2 separate regions of the Homo sapiens genome follow, and region 2 is linked to region 1. Evidence: read pairs that join two places in POLR2A ChIA-PET (ENCODE). Cell type or tissue: HepG2. All regions are shown on one strand. Links, peaks and the distances in the headings refer to the core of each region. The heading gives the core; the rest is flanking DNA. Region 1 overlaps THSD4 (thrombospondin type 1 domain containing 4). Region 2 overlaps THSD4 (thrombospondin type 1 domain containing 4).

Region 1 (11,166 bases), core at 1,610-9,609:
ACAGTCTATATTTTGGAGCATGTAAACAAATTCAAATAAACAGAAATTTGGAGCTCAAGTCTGCAGAGTTTCATTGGTGTATAACCCCAAATGAGATGAATAAACATCTTATCTCCTGAAATATGTGCACCATTAAATGTTATGATTTCTCTAGCTTTGCTTGGAGACAAGAGTAAGCATTGTGGTGAGTTGGCCTCTTCCCCCAGCTCTACATAGGCCACTCCTCCTAGGAGTTATGGCTGGGAAGGGGCCAGACCCAAAGCCTTCAGAATCTGAGTCTAGTAGGCTAGGCCTTGATGGTCAAACTAAATTAAGCCAGAAACTCAGAGTTAACTTTAATGTACCATCACTATAAATATATCAGCCAAGGTTTCTGGAATACATGCCTCCGTTTTCTATTTAGTTTTTAAGTTTTAAATTTTAATTTTCATATCTTAACTCTATAATTATACCTTCAGTAAGTTTTAGTAAGTCTAAAGCATTTTGAAATAAGCAAAGTATTAATAGTAAGTTTTAGTACGTCTAAAGCTTTTTGGAATAAGCAAAGTATTAATAAATAATGTCCAGTGTTAAAGATCAGAAGGCCATGTATGTGAAAATGCTTTGGAGACTGAAGTATTATATATGTGTGGTATGACTACTGTTATTAACTGAGAAGCCTAGGGTGGGAGGAGGGAGAAGATCAGGAAAAATAACTTAGGGGTACTAGGTTTAATACCTGGGTGATGAAATAATCTGTACAACAAACCCCCATAATACAAGTTTAACTATGTAACAAACCTGCACTTGTACCTTTAACTTAAAAGTTAAAAAAAGAGAATCCTAGGGATGCTCATTTAAATATTGAGGGCTTAAAAAATCATTTAAAATGAGGTAATTCAAAAAGAACAAAATACTTAGGAATACAGCTAACCAGGGAGGTGAAAGATCTCTGAAATTTTAATTCAAAACACCACTCAAGGAAATCAGAGATGACATAAACAAATGGAAAAACATTCCATGCTCATGGATAGGAAGAACCAATATCATTAAAATGGCTATACTGCCCAAAGCAATTTACAGATTCAATGTTATTCCTACCAAACTACCAATGAAATTCTTCACAGAACTAGAAAAAACTATTTTAAAATGCATATGGATCAAAAAAAGAGCCCCAAAGGCCAAGGCAATCCTAAGCAAAAAGAACAAGGCTGGAAGCATCACGTTACCTGACTTTAAACTATACTACAGGGCTACGGTAATCAAAACAGAGTGGTACTGGTACAAAAACAGACACATAGACCAGTGAAACAGAATAGAGAAATAAGGCCCAGAAATAAGGCCACACACCTACCACTATCTGATCTTCGACAAAGCTGACAAAAACAAGCAATTGGGAAAGGACTCCCTATTCAATAAGTGGTCCTGGGAGAACTGGCTAGCCATATGGAGAAGATTGAAACTGGACCCCTTGCTTACACCATATATAAAAATCAACTCAAGATAGATTAAAGACTTAAATGTAAAACCCAAAACTATAAAACCCTAGAGGACAACCTAGGTAACACCATTCTGGACACAGGAACTAGCAAGGATTTCATGATGAAGATGCTAAAAGCAATTGAAACAAAAGCTAAAATTGACAGATGGGATGTAATTAAACTTAAGAGCATCTGCACAGCAAAAGAAACTGTCAACAGAGTAAACAGATACCCTACAGAATGGGAGAAAATATTTGCAAACTATACATCAGACAAAGGTCTCATATCCAGCATCTATAAGGAACTTTCACAAGTTTACGGAAAAAAAAACAACCCCATTAAAAAGTGGGCAAAAGACATGAACAGAAGACATACTTTTCAAAAGATGACGTATGTATGGCCAACAAGCATATGCAAAAAAGCTCAATATCACTAATCATTAGAGAAATGCAAATCAAAACCACAATGAGATACCATCTTACACCAGTCAGAATGGCTATTAATAAAAAGTCAAAAAAGAACAGATGCTGGCGAGGTTATGGAGAAAAGGAAACACTTATACACTGTTGCTGGAAATGTAAATATTTTCCAACTATGGTGGAAAGCAGTGTGGTGATTCCTCCAAGAGCTAAAAACAGAACTACCATTCGACCCAGCAATCCCTTACTGGGTATATACCCAAAGGAATGTAAATCATCCTACCATAAAGACACATGCATGCATATGTTCACTGCAGCACTATTCATTATAGCAAAGACATGGAATCAACCTAAATGCCCAACAATGACAGATGAGAGAAAGAAAATGTGGTACATATACACCATGGAATAGTATGCAGCCATAAAAAGAATAAGACAATGTCCTTTGCAGGAACATGGGTGAAGCTGGAGATCATTATACTTAGAAAACCACGCAGGAACAGAAAACCAAATACCACATGCTATCACTTACAAGTGGGAGCTAAATGATGGAAGACATGGACACACACAGAGAAACAACAGACACTAGGGCCTACTTGAGGGTGGGAGGAGGGAAAGGATCAGAAAAAATAACTATTGGATACTAGGCTTAGTACCTGGGTGACACAATCTGTACAAAAAACCCCAGTGACGTGATTTTACCTATATAAAAACCTGCACATGTACACCTGAAGCTAAAATAAAAGTAAAAAATAAGATTAAATGAGGTGATTAAATCATCAGCTTCAGCATTAATAAATACAAGTCTGCCTTTTTCATAGAAATCTATTTTCTATTGTTACTGGGGAATCAGTTATTTAAAAAAATACCAAATATTTCACAGGGAAAGTTTTATTTGCATGACAAATAACTAAAGGTAATTCTGGAAACAACAGGAAACTAAAAAAAAATAAAGTTGTAAAAGTTCTGGAATCTTTGGCTGGGCATGGTGGCTCATGCCTGTAATCCCAGCACTTTGGGAGGCTGAGGCGGGCGGATCACGAGGTCAGGAGATCGAGACCATCCTGGCTAACACGGTGAAACCCCATCTCTACTAAAAATACAAAAAATTAGCCGGGTATGGTGGTGAGCGCCTGTAGTCCCAGCTACTCGGGAGGCTGAGGCAGGAGAATGGCGTGAACCCGGGAGGTAGAGCTTGCAGTGAGCTGAGACGGCGCCACTGCACTCCAGCCTGGGCGACAGAGTGAGACTCTGTCTCGGAAAAAAAAAAAAGTTCTGGAATCTTGAAAGCAATGATACAAATGTGAAGTATTCATTTCCTTTATATTGCTTATTCTGCAGATCAAACTTATGCAAATAGCTGAGTAAATTTTGTGTATCAAGTCAAATTTTACAGAAAATACAGTTTTCATAGCCAGAACTCACAAGGTAAGAAAACCAGAACCCTCATTGTTACCTAGAGAATTATGGAGAAACCTACCACATATCTCTTTGAAAAAGGTTTCAGTGTTTGACAATGTACAATGTAAAAAATAGCCGTCGAAGAGTTCAAAATAGCTAGATACACCTGGTAGTGGTTTCTACATGATCTCAAGCAATCTCATGTATATTTACTTTTAAAATATACAGACTTCACAGAGCAGGAATAGTGGGTTTGGTAAAGAGAACACCTGTGAAGAGAAAAGGGCCGTAACCAACGTACACTTCAAAAGGATGAATTTTATGGCATGTGAATTATAGATCAATTTTTTAAAAAGAGAATACACAAAGCACCCCAGGTGACGTAAGTGCTCTAGAAGGAATCTCTGTTCGTCATCTCTGGAATCTGCTTTCATTAGAGCCTGCTCTTTTGTTTCTGCTCTCTCTCCTTCACACACGGGACCTTATGTAATATTTTCATGGACGCTACCGATTTCATGTGCACCCCACTGATCTTTGGGCATAGGAAGTTGAACTTGACTTTTTGAATCACCTCTCCATTGACTTTTTTCTTTTTCTTTTTTTTTTGATATAGTGTCTTGCTTTATTGCCCAGGCTGGAGTGCAGTGGCACGATTACAACTCACTGCAGCCCTGACCTCTTGGGCCCAAGTGATCCTCATGCCTAAGCCTCCCAAGTAGCTAAGACTATAGGCATGTGTCACCGCATCTGGCTGATTTTTAAATTTTTTTGTAGAGATGGGGTCTCACTTGATGTTGCGCAGGCTGGTCGTGAACTCTTGACTTCAAGCAGTCCTCCTGCCTTGGCCTCCCACAGCGCTGGGCTTACAGACATGAACCTCCCTGCCCGCCCCTCACTGACTCCATTTTCCCTCTGCCTTCCCTTCATCTTTTTTAAGGAAAGAGGAAATGTTTATTCCACAATTTTGATGGAATCAAAACTGACAATCTCTCTGAGACAAAAGAAAGGCAATGAACATTTGTCAACTGCCTAATAGGTGTCAGGGGCTCTGCCGAGTCTGAAATATCTGTATCCTATTGAATCGCATGACTACTTATAAGGTGAAGATTCTTATTCCCATACTCCAGATGAAAACAACAAGCCTCCGAGAGCTTCCTCCATTCAGACATCCAGTAGATATTCACCCAGAATGTCTATTTTTTATTCAGGGGGCACAGCTTGAAAACTGCTTACTGAATACAACTAACTATAGCCAGGGAAAATGTACTAAAAGCAACACAAAGCTAATAAAAAGTGGCATTGTTTGCCGGTACATCTGAACACAATCACAATTCAAATAATCCCCAGAAGAACATTTCCCATTCTAGGAGGCAGGATGTTTATGGAGATGTGATCTCATAGCAGTACAAAAGAAAGGAGGAAACACACAAACACTATTTTTCAGTATTAAAAAGAATATACAAAGCACTCACTGGGAAACTAGGTTTTCTGACACTCTGGTGGCTCCTGGGTTTTGTCAAAGCAAATTGAACAGTTTTTCTTTGATTGGGTTTGTCTCTGAGTCCCATCTGCCATCCCTTCCTCCTCCCCCCCCGTAAAACCACTTAGTTTTGGCTGCATTTGACTAGATGGGGATGGAAGAGCTGTAGAATATGGAGTTCCCGAGTCTGGAGTTAACTTGTGGGTGATCCTGATATTTGAAAGTTGCAGACTTAATAGTCTTTCAAGTGCTGCAGCCATTGACTGCTGCACGGCCAGTGGCACACCAGAGGAACTTAGGTTCTGAGACTGCCCATGGGTATCATCTCTTGACAGGCTACTACACCTGGAGCTAGACTGCCTGGTCTGAACCCCAGCTCCACCTCGTTATGGTATGGTGAGCTTGGCAAGGTACATAATCTCTCTGTGCCTGCTTTCTTACATGTAAAGTGGGGATGGGAATAGCTTCTTTTCCCTGTTGAGAGAATTCAAAGATTGAATGCTTGCAACACATTAAGAATAGTGCCTGACACATAGTTTGTTTTAGGTAAGTTCCTGTTCAATAAATAATTAAAAGATAAAAATGAATATAGCTATTCATTAAACAAATGGCTCCCTTATATTGTTAACTGATTTAAACATGCTTACATCTATTAGAAATTCATAAAAAGTAATTTGTTCAAGGCCAGGCGTGGTGGCTCATGCCTGTAATCTCAGCACTTTGGGAGGTCGAGGTGGGCAGACCACTTGAGGCCAGGAGTTCAAGACCAGCTTGGCCAACATGGTGAAACCCCATCTCTACTAAAAATACAAAAATTAACTGGGTGTGTTGGTGCACGCCTGTGGTCCCAGCTACTCGGGAGGCTGAGGCAGGAGAATCATTTGAACCTGGGAGGCGGAGGCTGCAGTGAGCAAAAATCGCACCACTGCACTCGAACCTGGGTGACAGGGCAAGATTCTGTCTCAAAAAAAAAAAATAAATAAATAAATAATGTGTTCGATTGGCTTGTGGTTTTTATCAGATGGAATGCAAATAGCTCCAAAGTCCAGAAGGAAGTATCAACAAAGATCTTTTGTAGAAAAATGGGTTAAAATTGGCCTCTCAGTATTGATGATGTTGCCCAAAATGATTGCTGGAGGATTCCACAGCTTTTCAGAAGACATGCACACTACTATGTATAGGTCTGCTGCCCCAGGCAGATGAGGCAGAAAGAAGAGAAAAATGGCTTCGCTTTAGACCTCCAGGGAGTGAAGGTATAGATAGGATCAATTGTCCCTGGCCACCTCAAATCCCAACAGAACAAACACTGGCTGGTCTCCGCGCTTTGCAAAGAGCTTCTCCCATCTCAGAGCAATAATTTGGGCTGTTATCCACTTTATAACCATGTTTCTCTTGGGAAAAGCAAAGGCTGGTTTAAATGTATAGATATTAAGTATTTATCTGCAAGAAGGACTTTTTTTTTAACGTTCTCCACTCAAGCTTCTCATTTCAAGGCGCAGGCCAGGTGGTACTTTGACATTCCCCAGGGGCACTGCCTGCATGCCCCGGGACTCTCGGACACTGCTGTGTCTATCTCACAGTTCTGAAGGAATACATCATCTGGCAGGGACAGACGGTTTTCTCTGGAAAAAGACCAAGCTTACCCAAATAGTTGTTGCTCTTGTACATCTCCGTGATGTTGATTTTCGTGGCTCCCTCGGGAATCTCCACGACGCGGTGGTAGCCCAGGCTGGTGAGGGCATGCTTAAACACGCCCGACACAACCTGACAGCCCGTGTTGTCTCCTCCACACACCCCACATTTGTCCACGACTTTGTCGGAGCCTAAGTAGTCATCACAGCCAATGCTCTGCAAAAAGACAGAAAACAAAAGACTCATAGTATGTATCAGGAGCATGCAGAGGAAGGAAGGGAGAAGATCCCTGGGCAAGAAATTTCTTTTCTAGCTATTTACGAAATGTATATTCTAGGAGTGGGGTGGGAGCCACAGACGGTAAACCAGACAAGTAAATAAAACAGAGTTTGTTTGGTGGTGGTAAATGATCAGGAGAAAAATAACACTGGGAAAAAGACTAGGGAAGATGTAGGGTGCTAGAAATTTACTTAAACAGGTTGTACAGTGAAGTTGTTCTGAAAATCCCCGTTGGACTCTGGAAGGGGAGAGGATGGTCTGTGCTGGGATTTTTATATAAAGAATCTCTCTGGAATCATGACAAGTGCCACATCTGAAACTGAAGTTTGCCCTCATGTCTTCTTATAGATGCTACTCTTAGCAAAGTACCTCCAAAAGTAGTGTTCCCTGGACCAGTTTCTTAGGAAATTAAATGGTTTGGGAGCTGAACCTCTAACTGGTAACTGTGGCTCTAGAGGCCTCAGAAGCAGGACTTTTCCTTGGTTACCCCAGAGCACTTTTCCCAGAGCAGAAGGATGAAGGTAAGCAAGAGCCAGAATCATCAACAAACGAGATCATAACCTGCTAAACCACAGAGTGCTGTCTGTAGAGCTGGTCTCATCAGTGTATAAAGGAATTCTGACTTTCCTGAATTCCCTCCCCCGACAAAAGGAATCTTCCCATTACTCATTCTAAGATCTTTTTGCTTTATCTCTCCCTCCTCATTCATGTTTCCGTTGGGACCATTTTATGTCGCACACACAAATTAAACTTTGGGCCAGACATGGTGGCTCATGTCTGTAGTCTCAGCACTTTAGGAGGCTGAGGCAGGAGGACTGCTTGAGCTTAGGACTTTGAGACCAGCCTGGGCAACTCAGTGTGATCCAGTCTTTACAAAAAGTAAAAAATTAACCAGGTGCGAGGGCACACACCTGTAGTCCCAGCTACTCAGGGAGGCTAAGGTGGGAGGATCACTTGAGGTCAGGAGTATGAGGCTACAGTGATTGCATCATTGTACTCCAGCCTGGGCAACAGAGCAGGCCCTATTTTAAAAAAACCAAAAATTAAACTTTGGAACAAAATGGAATGATCTTCACAAAATCTTTTTCTACTTCTGAAGCTTTCCACTCCTGACCTCACAGGGCTCAGGATCATGTTTCCTGAATCTAAAATTGGGACTCATGTTCTGAACAAAGAATTCTGTCACTTTTCCATGAGCAGATGGAAGTGGGTAGATTATGGTTTGGACAATGAAATATTGTGAGTACAGGATTATTCACTGGGTCATGAGGATATGGAAAGATACTTGAAATCAGAATGGTATTCTAATTCTTGAGACACATATTCTCCAAATCACAGGCTTGTCCTCTTTCTTGAATTCTAAGTGCAATAATCAGACCACATCTCTAGGACAAAGTGAGCAGCAAACCAGTCAAAGTCCACTTTTGATTTTGTTATGCAACCCTGGGTCTCTTCAGGTAGGTCCTATAGGTCAAATCCTGTGGGCAGAGTCAAATCAAAAGGTGCCCATTCCTTCCCCTCTAGTTGCATGCCTGATTGAAACCTTTCTGCAGGCACTGCCCTTGGGCATTATTGCTTCCATATTCCCAAGCGCACATTGACCCATCAATAATGACTGGTCTCTCTTCACAAATAGCATCTCTGTAAAACATTATCTCTGACAGTAATAGAACATCATCTCAATATGCTCATCCACATCCAATTAGCCTTTCCAAATGCCATGTTTGCTATGTATTTCTCCTCCCTCAAATCCTTCTCAATCTGCCCCACGCACATTTTAGCAGAAAAAATAAGGAATATGTTTTCCATGTGTGATTTCCATAGCCCCACCCCCCTTGAATTCTCCCTTGCTTTGAAACAACAACAACAAAAATGTCACCATCAACAGGGGTTTTGAATAGTAGAACCCATGTTATCAAGGCAAGATTCCAACTGAATCAAGGAGATGCCTCTGACTGTCATCAAGGGGGAAGGTAGACAGGAGAGGTGGTCAACACCCATTGCCTGCCCTGTCTAGTGACATCTCACACTCCCTCCCTTCCCAACCTCCAGTCTGTTGCTGCTACCCCTGGACTCGACTTGTCCAGACTGAGCTCATTCTCATAGGGGTCCTTCTGTTAAAGGGAACAATGTGTACACAGGTAGGAAAGAACACAGAATGACACGGCTGAAGTGCAAGCCTGCTGGGAGGGATAATACGAGGCTGGAGAGTTCAGCGGAACTTGTCAAGAATCTTGTTTGCCAGATTGAAGAATTAGATTTTCATCCTATGGCATCAGCAACCCCCAGATGTCTGGAGAAGGGGAGAGCCATGCTCAGACTTGCTTTTCGGTGGTAACAATGACTGCAGTGTGGAGCGGGCCTTACCTAGAGTGGAGACAATGAACCGTCCAGTGAGTCCCTCTCCTGTAACTAGGGTGTCAGAGATATTTCAAGAATGAATGAGAGTCGCCAAAGATGGGACAGACGTCACATTAATCACATTAATCCTCAGCCCCAGCCCAGTTAGAATGGAACTATCACAAGGAAATTACACTAGCATGGATAGCTTCAGATAACCACAGACACAGACAAAATGTTATTTGATCTTGTGAATCAGACATTATATGAAAATGCTCTGCACAGTTTGATGGACACACCCCCACCAGATTTCCTGCAGAGCATGGTTGCTCTGGATCAATCTAGACATGGGAAGGAAAGGCTGCAAGAGTTTTTCCTGGTAGATGTCGAAGTAGCCTGGAGGTTGGTTTCAGTGAAGCATGCGGCTGCACAAGGATGCCAAGAACTAAAGGTGACAGCCTGTCTACCGGGAGCCATGATCAATAGCTTCCTTAGAACATACTAGGAGCACTCTTCAGTGTTCTAGTGGCTACCCAGGCCTCTAAGAGACTGAGTTCCCATGGAGTTACCAAATATCTCTCCTTTACTTCACAAAGCAAGAGGGACAACTCCAGAATGAGAACTAGGCAGACAACACATATTCAAGACCTTAATATTTAGCTGAGGCCAAGGGCAAATTACACACATGACAACTGTCCCTTCTCCTGCACAGGGCTGTTGTGAAGATCAGATGATGTAATGAGGGAAGAATTGGACTAGATGTCTAGGAGGGCATGGCTGGGGAATGACCTCTGGACTAGGATCTGAATGACATGAAGGACCTGCCATGACAAGATCGAAACACGTAAAGATGCATTTCATCACTGATATTGTTGAGTGACTACACTGAAAAGGCTGCCTGGAAAATCCCAAGCTGAATCAGACACAGGTCCTGACTTTGGGAATCTGAGTCTAACAGGAGCAATCAGACATACACATAGAGAATCACAAGCTATCAGGCCATGAGGAACGCTTGCATGCTCTATGTCGTGCTGGACAGGATCAAATCTCCTTTAGAAAGTCGATAATTAACAATTGGGTACATAAAGTCTGGAGGATGTTGCAATATCCCAGCCTGAATGAGGGGACTGGGGATGGCGTGAAGGGATTTGAGAGATGCTTAGGATGCAAAATGAACAGGCCTTTCTGACTGTCCTCATCCTCCTCCTTGCCATCTTCCTCAACATTATCATGTCTAACATTTACAGTCTTTACTATCTTCTAGGTCCTCGGAAACATATATGTTTTTCCATTTAATCCTAAAAAGCCATCTGTGAGATTGCTGAAATTTATAGGAAACTAAGACTTAGAAGACAGGTTAATTTGCCCAAGGCTAAAATGCTAATAATAGATAGAGCTTGGATTTAAAGCAAGGCCCCAAATCAAAGTCCATGTTTTTAACCATTAGGTAAAAGTCGGAGGTCAAAGGATCGGAGGTCGTGTTGAGGGTTCTAGCTTTGTTGAAGGAGTAGATCGTGACAGTGACCTAGGTGCAGAGGAACAAGTTCAAAGCATAGTTACCATGAAGCCTGGAGAGGGCCTGGCCTAGAAGTGACTCTGGCTTTCTCCTCTTGCAGGATTAAGAGGGACCAACCCCATTATGTATCTCTCTTACACTGGCTCTTTTAACATTATACTTTATACACAGTGTGTGAATACATATTCTAGCCCATCTTCCTGTTGCATTACTTTCTTATTGTTATAATGTTTTATTTTGAAATAGTGTAAGACTCATAAGAAGTTTAAAATGAGCGCAGAGAGTTTCGGTGGTCTTTCACCCAGCTTTCCCTAACGATAATATCTTACATAACCAAAGCACTTTGTCAAAACCATGTATGCCATTGACAGCAGTATACTACTATTAACTTAAGAATAGGCCTTGTTTGTATTTGTTATCTTTTAGATGCACTTTTTTTGATGTTTCATGAACTATTATCACATGTATAGATTACGTGCTATGACTTTCTTTAAAGCAGCCGATAGTCTCCTCCAAAACACAGCTGTATAATCATTAGGTATAATCACTAGCTGATGTCATTTATCAGGAAAAACAGTTTGGAATAATGGAAAGAATGTTGGGCTGCAAACCAGAAAACCTGGGGTGCAGTCCTGGCCC
Region 2 (11,166 bases), core at 1,445-9,444, 150 kb after region 1:
GGTTTAGAGCAGACTGAAGTGATCCATTATCAAATCAGATGCTTTGACTTGTCTTGCTGCTTACTTGGACAGTGGTCAATGAAAGAAACTATTATCTGACATTTTTGGTAGCAGTTCTTAAATTAATTCACCTTTCTTTTGATAATCTTGTATGTTAGTCTAGCTTAGGCTAATGAAAGCAGTGAAATGTCTGCTGCTTTAAGTGCCCTGGACAAACCTTAGGAAGAGTCTGTCTGATAGAACTTCCTGGGATGACAGAATGTTCTAGTCTGCCCTGCCCAATATGGCAGCCGTTAAGCTACATGTGTCAACTGGACACTTAAAATGCAGCTAACTCAACCAAGAAACTGAATTTTGAAATTTTATTTCATTTAAATTAATTCCTCAGAGTATAGTGTGTATATCAAAGGGAGAAGTGAGATATATTATGTACTACAAAAAATGAACACAAGATTTTAACAGCTATGTGATAGCATACATTAGAAAACTATAACTGGTACATCAAACTAATGATTTCAGTTACTAGAGTTCTTAGAGCAAGAAAAAAGTGAAATTGTAATTTGTCTGAAAACAAATAATGTAAATAATGGTACAGGTGGCACACAGATGTGGCATAAATTGTGAAGACAGTGTGCAAATAACTAAAATAAAAGTTGAAAATAATTTTAAAAATTAAAGTCTGGGAAATACTAGACTAGACAATGTTTTCCAATTGCATTATACTGAAGATTGGCAAATGACTTGAATTTATGACTATGGACTCAAAGAGTAAGAAAAAAGTAATTTTTCAATTGTCATAGAAGAGAAAGGAGGTATGAGACTATGAAGATCTGCCAAGGAAGCAGGGATTTACGGTATTTTAAGCCAAGCCGTGAGGTTGTTGCAGAGGTGATTGGGCCACTCACGACCAACACTCCAACCCTTGCATTTGCTCGGTGGTAAATTGGGACAAAATGGCAATGATGATATCCTGGGGACATTGTGTAGAGTAAATAAAGTATGTTAATGTAGGCTGCAAGCTGTGGAGCACCAAACACAGATGTTATTCTATTTTATTCTTTCTTCACTTCCATTAGCTTCCTCTCCTCTTCCAGGACACCACCTGTACCCCATTTCAGTGGAGAGCAGATACTTTATTTAGAAATGCTAACCATTACTAAGCATTCCGCTGTCCTGTTTCCTGTGGTACATGTCCCAAAGTGTTTCCACTTGGTCAAAAACCCTTGGCATGCCCAGGATAAGTGCTCTATTATAAAACCTAGGCCTCTGACTATAGGCTTGATTTGGGGTATTAACATAGAGCATGTGTCCTCTTGCAAGGGGAGCAACCCCCAGGTCATTACATCTGCTGATCCTCTGAAAAAGATGCCAGGATTTTGCCAGAATGTGCCCTGAAAAATAGCCAAGGCACAAATTAACACCCACTTTCCGGCAATGGGAACCATTCCTGAAAAAGCCACTTCCGTGAAACCCGAGGCAACCTGGAACAATCCAGGAGCCAAGACACAATTTATTACTTCACAAAGAACATCGAATTCTGATCCAGCAGCAAACTAGCTGCTGGGTTTGTTTCCTTTCCCACACAAGCTGCATTTCAAAGGCCTGCCACGCTTAATTTACAAGCCCAGCCCTTGAAAGGAATGCTTTAAATAGCCGAAGATTTATTGAATGTCATAACTAAAGACAATGTAGAGATTGAGCCCCCCTCAATCCCCTTGTCTTAGACATGGGGACACAGAGACCCAGGCAGGGTACGTCAGCAACTTGCTGGTGATTACACAACTACAGACAAGGACGCGGCCAGCCCTGAAACCCAGGTACTCTGACCCCAGGATCACTTCTGTTTCTGGCTCCTCCAATTTTTCTACTACACTCAAACATCAATCATGTTTTCAAATTAACATTTTTAAAGAAATGGTTTTCATTTCAAACTAGCAGAATCCAAAAGGGAATTCAGCCATTGCTTGGGAGATGGAGCTAGACAACATCAAAGGTTAATTTCTAATCCTGACAGGTGCTTCAATGAAAAGAGGTAGTACTTAGCACAGGGACGAAAGTTATAGTCCACCTGTTAAGGTGACACAGAATAACACATTCATTCACTGCTGGTGAGAATGTAAATTGCTAAAACCATTTCAAAAACAATAATTGACAATATGTATTAAATTCCTTAAGGATGTCCAAACCATTTGACCTAGAATTTCCACTTCTAGAGTTTTCCTTGAGGAAATACTGAAAAAAAGTGAGCAAATGTGTTATGTTCAAGATGTTCTCTTGTAGGGGGTAGTAGGTAGTAACTAAAAACTGGAAACAATTTAAATATGTAGTAGCAGAGGTTTGGTTAAACAAAATTTGGATATATCCACCCATAGGATGTTATGTATCCAATAGAAATTATACCCTCTGATAGAGAGAAATGTTCACTGATATGTTGTTTAAAAGGCATATTATAAAACAGCACGTATAGTATATGATCCCATTTTTGTTTAAAATGTTTTTATTTACTGAAAAACAAAAACAAAGATCAGAGATTATCACGGGATAATAAGACCATAGGAGGTTTTATTTTTTCTTCTTTTATGTATATTTTCTTTCTGCAGTGTATATGTATTAATTATGTCATGAAGAATTTTTAAAAGATCTTACGAATAAAACAAGTTTATTGTTTACTCAGCAACAAAAAACAAACTGATTCAATACCATGGATGGATCTCAGAAACATTATGTTGATCAAAAGAGGCCAAACACACAAGAATTGATTTGTAACATTCCATTTATATGCAGCTCTAGGAGAGGTGGGACTATGATGATAAAAATCCCATTTGGATACCAACAAGAGAATAACTTTAATACCTTCTCTACTGGCAGGCTCCACCAGTTGGATGATGATGCTTCTCTCTCCCACATCTGTCAAGCCCTCCTAATTACTTCTGCAGGTGGCCACGATGGAAGGGCCTCTTTCCATCACAGGTGCCATTATGAGCCTTATGCCCAGGACAGAAATGTGACCTCAGTGACTTCTGCCTTTCCTTTCTCCTGATACCTTACCTGCCTTCCTTCTGCTCCCCAGCTGCTGTGCCTCGTTCTTCCTCACCTTCCTTCTATGCTGAGAGAGTGTGATGTAGCCAGTGGGGCCCTAGCCCTGAGATCTGTTGGCCTGAGTTCAAGCACTGGCTCACCCATTTACTTAAGCAAGTAAGTCAATTTCCCTAAATAAAGCAAGTAAACAAGTAAGTCAATTTCCCTAAATGGAGGCAACTACTTTCTGACTTTCATCATCATAGTTCCACCTCTCCTAGAGCTGCATATAAATGGAATGTTACAGATCAATTCTTGTGTGTTTGGCTTCTTTTGATCAACATAATGTTTCTGAGACTCATCCATGGTGTTGAATCAATAGTTTGTTTTTTGTTGCTGAGTATATCTATTGCATGCAGAAGCCACAACTTATCTATTTACCTATTGATAGATGTTTGCGTTGTTTCCAGTTTTGAGCTACTACGAATAGAGCTGCTAATAATATTCATGTTCAAGTCCTCTGTGTCTGTATTTTGATTTCTCCTGAGTAAATACCCAGCAATTTCATTGCTGGGTCAGTTGTCCAAAGTGGTTGTACCATTTTACACGCCCATCAGCAATGTGTGAGTGTTTCAGTCTCTCATCCTCACCTTGGTATTGAGAATAAAGTAGCATTAGTGGTTCTGCAAGGAGGTTTTCGTTTGCATTTTCCTGATGATTTATGATGTTGACCACCTTCATGTAATTATTGGCCCTTCATATATCTTTTTTGCTAAATGTCAATTTAAGCCTTTTGCCCATTTTATTAAGTTGTTAGTCTTATTGAGTTCTTTCCATATTCTAAATACAAGTCCTTTGACATATAAAGTGGTTTTAAAGATACTTTCCTAACCTATCTGAAACAGGGTGAGGAGCCAATTAGACAATGCTGTAACAGTCTATGAAACTTAAGGACTGCTTTGCTTGATGGAAGTAACAATCCCGCTATGTACAAGGAACAGTAAAACTGAGGCTAAGGGCAATGCAAGGATGGCACATTTCCTAAGTACAGAGATGACAGGAAGCTCTCGGCTCACGCCATCTTGGAAAGCCTCTAGAAGTGGTGTGTGGATGTCTGGTCTCCCATGAGATTCCTCTGATTCTGCATCTTCTTCAACACTACTCATCAGCTGTGTCATGATTATCATTCCTGAGCCCTTGCTTAAATTTTGGATCAATTTCTTTGCTCTGATCTCTGTTGATTTCCTTATTCGTAAAACACTGGGTTTTGAGCTTCCTGCACCAAGATGTATGTTTTCATTTTCTAGAGTTAAAAGAACTCCTTCAAGTATTATTGCAGCTAAAAATCTGTGTCCTGACCAGGCAAAGAAGCAAGTCCCTGTAAAAAACAGAGCTACCACAAGCCCTACTCTCGTATGGATGTTTCACTCAACACTTACGCAGTTGCTCTGTCCTGCTGGGATACTGGATACTTTTTATTTCTTAAAAAAAAGAAAAAAAAGGAAAAGAATTCTAGTATTGTTTTTATAATACTGGTGGAAAAATAAACAATTGTTTAATGTTCTGAGCGGCGAGATTAAGCCCCCAGGGGAATAGGAGAGAAGATAAATCAATATTTACCAGTAGTCCTTATCCTATGTTAAATATTAGCTTAAACTTAAAAACCCGTGGTTTTTGTTGCTGCCTCGCCTTAAGCCCAGATTTCACTGGTCTTTTGCTCTTGTGGAGAAATAATCATTTCAGAAGCAGTGGGAAATATTTGAACCATGTCCATTATATATGTTTTACTGTCGTCTTTAATAGTTATTGTAAACGCAGGGGTCACAGGAAAACGCTGCCGGGCTGAAGTGGTTCAACCTTTGCAATGCAGCAATGCATAAATCTCAGTGGGAGTCAACCAGTACTCCTAATAAAGCTGTACAGTGAGCAAAATTAAGGGTAATTTGCTAGCATTTTTGAGAAAACCTGTGAGCTACACTGGAGGTTTCGTATTTCACAGATTTGCATTAACCCTCAAAACATTGGAAGTTGCTGCCCAGGCCTGTGCAGACATCATCGGAACCTCCACACCAAAGAAGAACACATTAGGCATAGAATTTGCCATGTGTTCAGCCTGGGCGGTTACCCCCTGATTTCTTAGCTGCTGGGATAACAACAAAACTCGGTCTCCAGAGAAGCCAGAGAAAGGTCTCTGTAGGGGATATGAAGCCAAAATAATAGGTCATTACATAACATTGCCTAGATGGCCCAAACAGCAGATTGTTCATTGCATATTAAAATATTCATGTATATCACCCTCCCTAGGGTTGCCAATAAAGATCCTTTATAAACACTAACTGAATAAAATTCCCGACACCGTCTCTGTGGGGGATGTGTATTAAATACCAAGCTTTTCTTATCGATGCTAAAGCTAAGCCCTGAGAGGTGAAATAACTTGCTTTAAATCGCAGTGCGCCAGGAGGAGCCCAGGTGCGCTGGCATCTGAACCTGCTTTGTAAAACCTCATTATAATTGTATAAAATATGACAAGAAATACAATCATGATACAAAGAATTTGGGAAGTTAAGTGATTACTTAATCAAAGTCACTTAAATGATTTGTGGTTGGAAGGATCAAAGAATTAATGTTACAAAATTAAGCAAAAGCCAAAACAAAAGCAGTGGGAGGGGGGAAATTTGGTTTTCCCACGTTTTAATTCTTTTGTGAAAATGAACTCAACAGATCCTTAAATATTTGTAGTGAAAGTAAATCTTTTTCCTTTTTCCTGGGAGGAAGGAAAAACAACAACAAAAATCTGTGGTGTTCAATTCAGAGTGAACACCTTGGCCTTTGAAAAGTCTCTGAATCCTCCCACCTTTATTCCCCACTTCAGCTGTAGCAGGGGAGAGAATCTATTATTCCTTCTTCAGGCCCCTAAACCAAATCTGAGAAAGAGAAGCTGGTGGAGACATCCCCAAACTCTGCCTCAGTCCAATACCAAATGTCTGTTAAAACGTCCCTCAAGACCAACTTGGTTACCAGTTCCACACACAGGCCACAAACAGTCCAACTCTCTTCCCCCTTCCTCTTTGTTCTCTCTGTTTCCCATTATTTGGTGCCCTTTCCATTTGATTGGCTCTGCTGAAGACAGAAGCCACATTTTCTTTATCTTGCTCTGTACTCAGACTTCTCCCCTTGACCCTTACAGCAAAACATCTCTTTATCACATCACCAAACATAAGCTCAGCCATCCTCTCATACAAAACATCACTCGACCACACCGCCAAACGTGAGGTCATCCATCCTCTCACACAAAACATCACTCGACCACACCGCCAAACGTGAGCTCACCCATCCTCTTATATAAGAGCCTAGCATATAGCAATACTGTCACATTCAAGCAAAAAGAATGATTCTACTTCTTTGATGGCAATCTGAGGTAAATAATGAGACTTTTAATTATCCTTCACAATGCCAAAGACTCTACCTGCTGTTGTTAAGCATGAGGTTTATCCCCAGACTACAGGTGAGTTAAGGTCTGTAGAGAGACCGTGGTCCGTAACAGAACATGAGGCTGGGCTACGAAGAAAACCTGGTTTGTCTTCAGGTCCATCTCATGCTTTGCCCTAATCCAGGCAGCAGCATTGCCACATCTCCCTGCTGTTTGCTCCCATGCTGTATTCAGGTCACTCTGTAGACGTCCTAACCAAGCAAGGACCTCCCTGATCACAGAATCTAGAAGAGCCCACTCACACCATCTTTCTCTCCAGCCTGTTTCTCCTATTCAACTTTTCTTCAGAGCAGCTATGGTCACTGATATTCTATGTCCGTGCATTTATTATCAATCTCCCCTCTGAAAGATAAGCTCCATGAGGGCAGGCACTTTTGCCTTGTTTGCAGCTGTAGCCTCAGTGCCTAGTATAGATTTGTCCTTTCAGTAGGCACTCAATAAATACAAAATAAGTGAAGGATGAACAAACAGCTGTCATTCACTGGGAAAACATTTACCGAGTACCAAGTCATAATAAAATCTACCAATTACTGAGTGTTTACCAGACACTAGACACTGTGCTGAGCGCTAGTGGCAAGCGCATTGGGTGTTCTATCAATGCAACAACTTTCTACCAATGGGCAAAGTTCTGTTTTTAATAAAATGTATCTTGCCCCAGTAGAGCAGCGACACACAGCTCTAGGGTTATTCATTACCTCCTCTTCGTTCCAGCATGAAAAGCTTCTAACTTCTGCCAATATGGATATTAGAATGATTCCTACTGTATTCATTTCATTTTTAAAAATATCGACAATAGTTATGCACTAGAGCCTGCTGGAGAAAAAAAATTCTTTTTAAAGCCAATGAAACACTACAACAACCAGATTTAAATGTTTTCATCATTCAATCTAAATAAACCAGTTGGGTAGCTTGGTAGAGAAATTCTCCAAATAGGTAACAGATGGCAAACTTTCCTGGGGAAAGTAGCTTCAGACTTAACACCTACCTAGGATCCACCACTTTTTAAAATGAAGAGTCCATTTGAGGTTCTTTATTAATTTCATATCAAATGGTTCCTACTGCCTGCAAGATACAGTATGGTGAAAGCAGCCAATAAAATATGTGGGATTTGGAGTCCAACAGACCCAGGTTTGATTTCTAGCTCTGCCACTAGCTGTGTAAAATTAAGTTAGATGCTTTGCTTCTTGAAGTCGAAATGCCCTTGCTGCTCATCTACCATTGTATAACTAACATGTAATCATTACTTGGCCTGGGGGTTGATTTTACTCCACTTACTTACAAGCTAATGAGTTAATCTATCATGGTTTCATGGATACTAGCAGAGAATCTTGGATAATGAGACAAAGGACTTTATTACTCATGGCACAGCAAGTAGCATGGATATCAGTGTTTGCAGTCGGTTCCCCTTGTCTCCAAGTCCACAGGGGCAATGCAGAGAGGTCCAGACATATTCCACATGCAGTGTGTTTGCAATGCAGTGGATGAATACTGAGCTTGGGAATGCACTGCATTCACAGCAAGCAATAAACAAGCCTGTTCTTCATTCTGGAGGTAGGCCTTCCCTCATTTCTAAATGTTGCTTACTGAAAACACAGTCCTGAAAAATGGGTCAGGTAAAGGGGATCATGTCCTCATATTCTGGTCATACCTAACATGACATGTAGGAGTATGAGTAAACCCATGGAGGACTGCTTCCAATAATAACATGATTAAATTATCCCCCCAGTTCCTACAACTCGGTATCCAAAGATTCCACCTGCCTCCTCCCTCTCTCTCAGAAATGCTTCCTTTTTTGAAAAAAAAAAAAAATCCATCCTTTTATTTTTCTTTTTGCATCACGCTCAAAGAATTCTAAAATGTTTGACCTGGAAGGCATTTTTCAAAGCAAGCAGTTGTAAAATTTTAGGTAGCTATTAAAACTTACACAGAATTTTTGTAATGCATGGAGAAGTGCTTCATATAATGTTAAGAGAAGCAGCAGGATCCAACATATTTATAATACCTAAAAATACACTACATATACATGATAGTTTTCTGTGTTTTACAAATTCTACACTGAAAATGTATCTCACTTCTCTACTCAGAAGAAAACTGAAATGCTTTAGCTCACCCCCTTTACTTTGCAGATGAGGAACTGAGAAGCATACAGGTTCAATGACCTCCCACAACACCCCACCACCCCACCCCCTGCCGCAGGCCCTTTGCAGAGCTGGTAATGAAAGGCACAGCCTCTGATTTTCAGTGCGGTGACTTTGGCCCTTGCCTCTGGGGATTTGGGAGGGACAGCAGGGCAAAACTGGGTAGGGAGGATCTGGCCAAGGTAACCATGACCATCTGAACCTGGGGAAGAAGTCCTCTGCATTTAATGACTGTTGGCAGCTGGACTCAGGTTTCCCTGCCCGTTACTATAACTGGCATGAGGGAGAAGATGAATTCCCTTAGGCCTGGGCTTCTTATGGTAAGCTACTCATTGTTCAAAGTTGGCAGCCAACTGTGATGTGGCTTAACCCAGGGCAAAACAAAGCCCTGAGACTCCAGTAGGTAGAGCTGAGGTTGGGCTCTGGTGCAAACTCCTGAAGGGCTGGCTTCAACATGAGCTATATGAATTACTTGTCTAGACAGTTCCCATTTCACTGAATCATTAAGTGGTCCTCCCGCCCCCTTAGCAATGTTCATAACTCACATAAGCATCTTTCTCAATCACATACTTCTTTTTCCTTCACTATTATTTTCAAATGACATTACTGCATCATTGTACTTTTTATTTTATTTTTTGGTAGTGAAGACTTTGCTATTCCCTAACTGCAGGAGAAAAACCCAACAAAAGTTATTAGAAGATCTAACTGGAGAAGTGGTTAATTTGCTCAGTTGAGTTAGAATGAACCCCTTGGAGCTTCATGGGGTTTGTCTCTAAAGTCCTGCAGTCTAATTCTGGTCCTGCTTCCATGGGGAGGGCATGTGGCTTTCTGATACCTGTCAAAGACAACTCAAAGTAACATTCCAACACCAAGTCCAAGCTTTTCTCCAGGCACAAAGGATATGGAGTCCAAAGATTTGGTCTTTGCCTTCCTGGAGCTTGGGGTGTAGAGGGAGGCAGATGAGGTTCTAGGTGGCAATGTGGGGAGGTAACTGCTAGAAACTGCCTGACTACTCCCCTTCTCTCCTCAGCCCCCACCTTTCAAACTTTGGGACAATGCGGGGAGCAGTGTCTCCAGCTGAGAACATACCAGAAGGGGAAGATCTGAGTGTGGCTGAAAGAAAAACACACAACTAAGTACAGGCCTTTCAGTATACTTCCTGAAAAATCTTGTGTTCTACAAAATAGTGCAGTTTATGAGAGAAATAAGAGCAAACAACTCAAAATCTGTCCAGCTTTTTAACCAGAAGCCAGGAAAACCCAAATTGGTTCCTGGAATATAATTTGACACCCCAAGTAAGAAACTCAGAACTCTGGAGTCTGTCTCAGGGAATATTAAAAACATACAACATCAAAAAAGTGGCACACTGGCTTGCAGGTGCTGGGGCAGGGCGGTGAGGCAGAGCTCTGAGCCAGCGGGGTAGCCATTACAGGTGTACAGGAGGAAGCACAACCAACTGCAGTCCTGGAGCTTCAGCGACCTCCCCTGGGGGCAGCCCGAGGCATGTGCTCATGTCTCATTTTAAATTTGCCTAATACACATCTAAAAAGGCTCCTGCCTATGCAACACCCTACTGAGAGTTTTGGGTTGTGTGTGAGTGTGTGTGTATGTGTTTGTCCTGTTGAAGTTTTCAATTCTGCTCCCACTATTCCACTTCCCCCTGCCTAGGAAAACTTACAGATGAACCAAACTAACTTGCATGGCACACTGATAACATTCTACCTTTTACCAGTTATTTGTGAACTAAGCAACGTTGTAACACAAGTTGTAACAGAACAGGCTGCACCTCACAGGGCAGCTGAGCCTGAAACACAAACCCCATGGAGCTGGCAGAAGGGTCCTGCCATGGCAGTAGCCTTGGGCCAGTTCAGACCAGGAAAGACAACCTGCTCTTCAGGCCGCCGTAAGTGGTGGAAATGGAATTGTGGGATACAATGGGATCATCTGATCCTTTACGCAAGTTGAAAGTTTAACGTGTTGTTTTGTGTGAATTACATGGATTTCTATAACCTTGTGTTGACATTCTTGTATCTGATGGGATGTCAGTGTGGGGCACTTGTGCTGGAGGGGACTAAAGGTTCGACAAAGCAGGCCACCTGCAAACAACCTGGCCTTGGTTGGCATGGGCCTTACGGGGTAGAGTCAGTCTCTGGAGACAAATTTACTGTCTCTGTGCCATGCTGATGGCAAGCTCCTCTTGACAGTACATGGGGAAGGAAGAGTGAGAGAGTCAGTACAATCCAATACTTAACCCTGGGCAGTTTGGAGGGAGAGGCTGAAACAGATCACTCATCCTGACGGGTAATGCATTGTTCTAAACATCATGGTGCACAACCTAAATTACAGAAGGAAAAAAACCAAAAAACACAAACCTGGAGGCAAAAGATATTTGATTCCTAAGATCTAGATCAGCAAAACCACAGATGGGAGTTAAGGAACAACATGGCCATAAACTCAGCAGACCATAAACTCCTTACGGGCAAGGACCACTCCTGACACCATGCCTGAACACAGAAGGTG

Evidence for each region. Peaks named below come from ENCODE experiments on the same cell type or tissue, not always from the same donor. Only the 100,000 strongest peaks of a DNase experiment are listed, where the experiment ranks them.
Region 2: POLR2A ChIA-PET joins it to region 1 with 5 read pairs; 1 of 35 experiments calls an interaction of 5 or more read pairs at or near these places.

The regions. Positions count from the first base shown.
Region 1 is chr15:71,655,972-71,667,137 of GRCh38, reverse strand. It overlaps THSD4 (thrombospondin type 1 domain containing 4), which reads right to left. Exons shown (of 18, transcript NM_024817.3): 8 at 6,404-6,608. Among named protein-coding and RNA genes, the nearest start is that of THSD4-AS2, 30 kb to the left of the region's middle. RefSeq lists an enhancer at 10,398-11,166. In HepG2, for the core only: no CTCF peak of the experiment used is centred there; a DNase peak (open chromatin) is centred at 5,827.
Region 2 is chr15:71,506,089-71,517,254 of GRCh38, reverse strand. All of the region lies in intron 7 of THSD4 (thrombospondin type 1 domain containing 4), which reads right to left. The region is part of intron 2 of LOC107984716 (a long non-coding RNA gene); the gene reads left to right. Among named protein-coding and RNA genes, the nearest start is that of THSD4-AS2, 180 kb to the left of the region's middle. In HepG2, for the core only: no CTCF peak of the experiment used is centred there; a DNase peak (open chromatin) is centred at 4,684; H3K27me3 peaks cover 3,510 bases.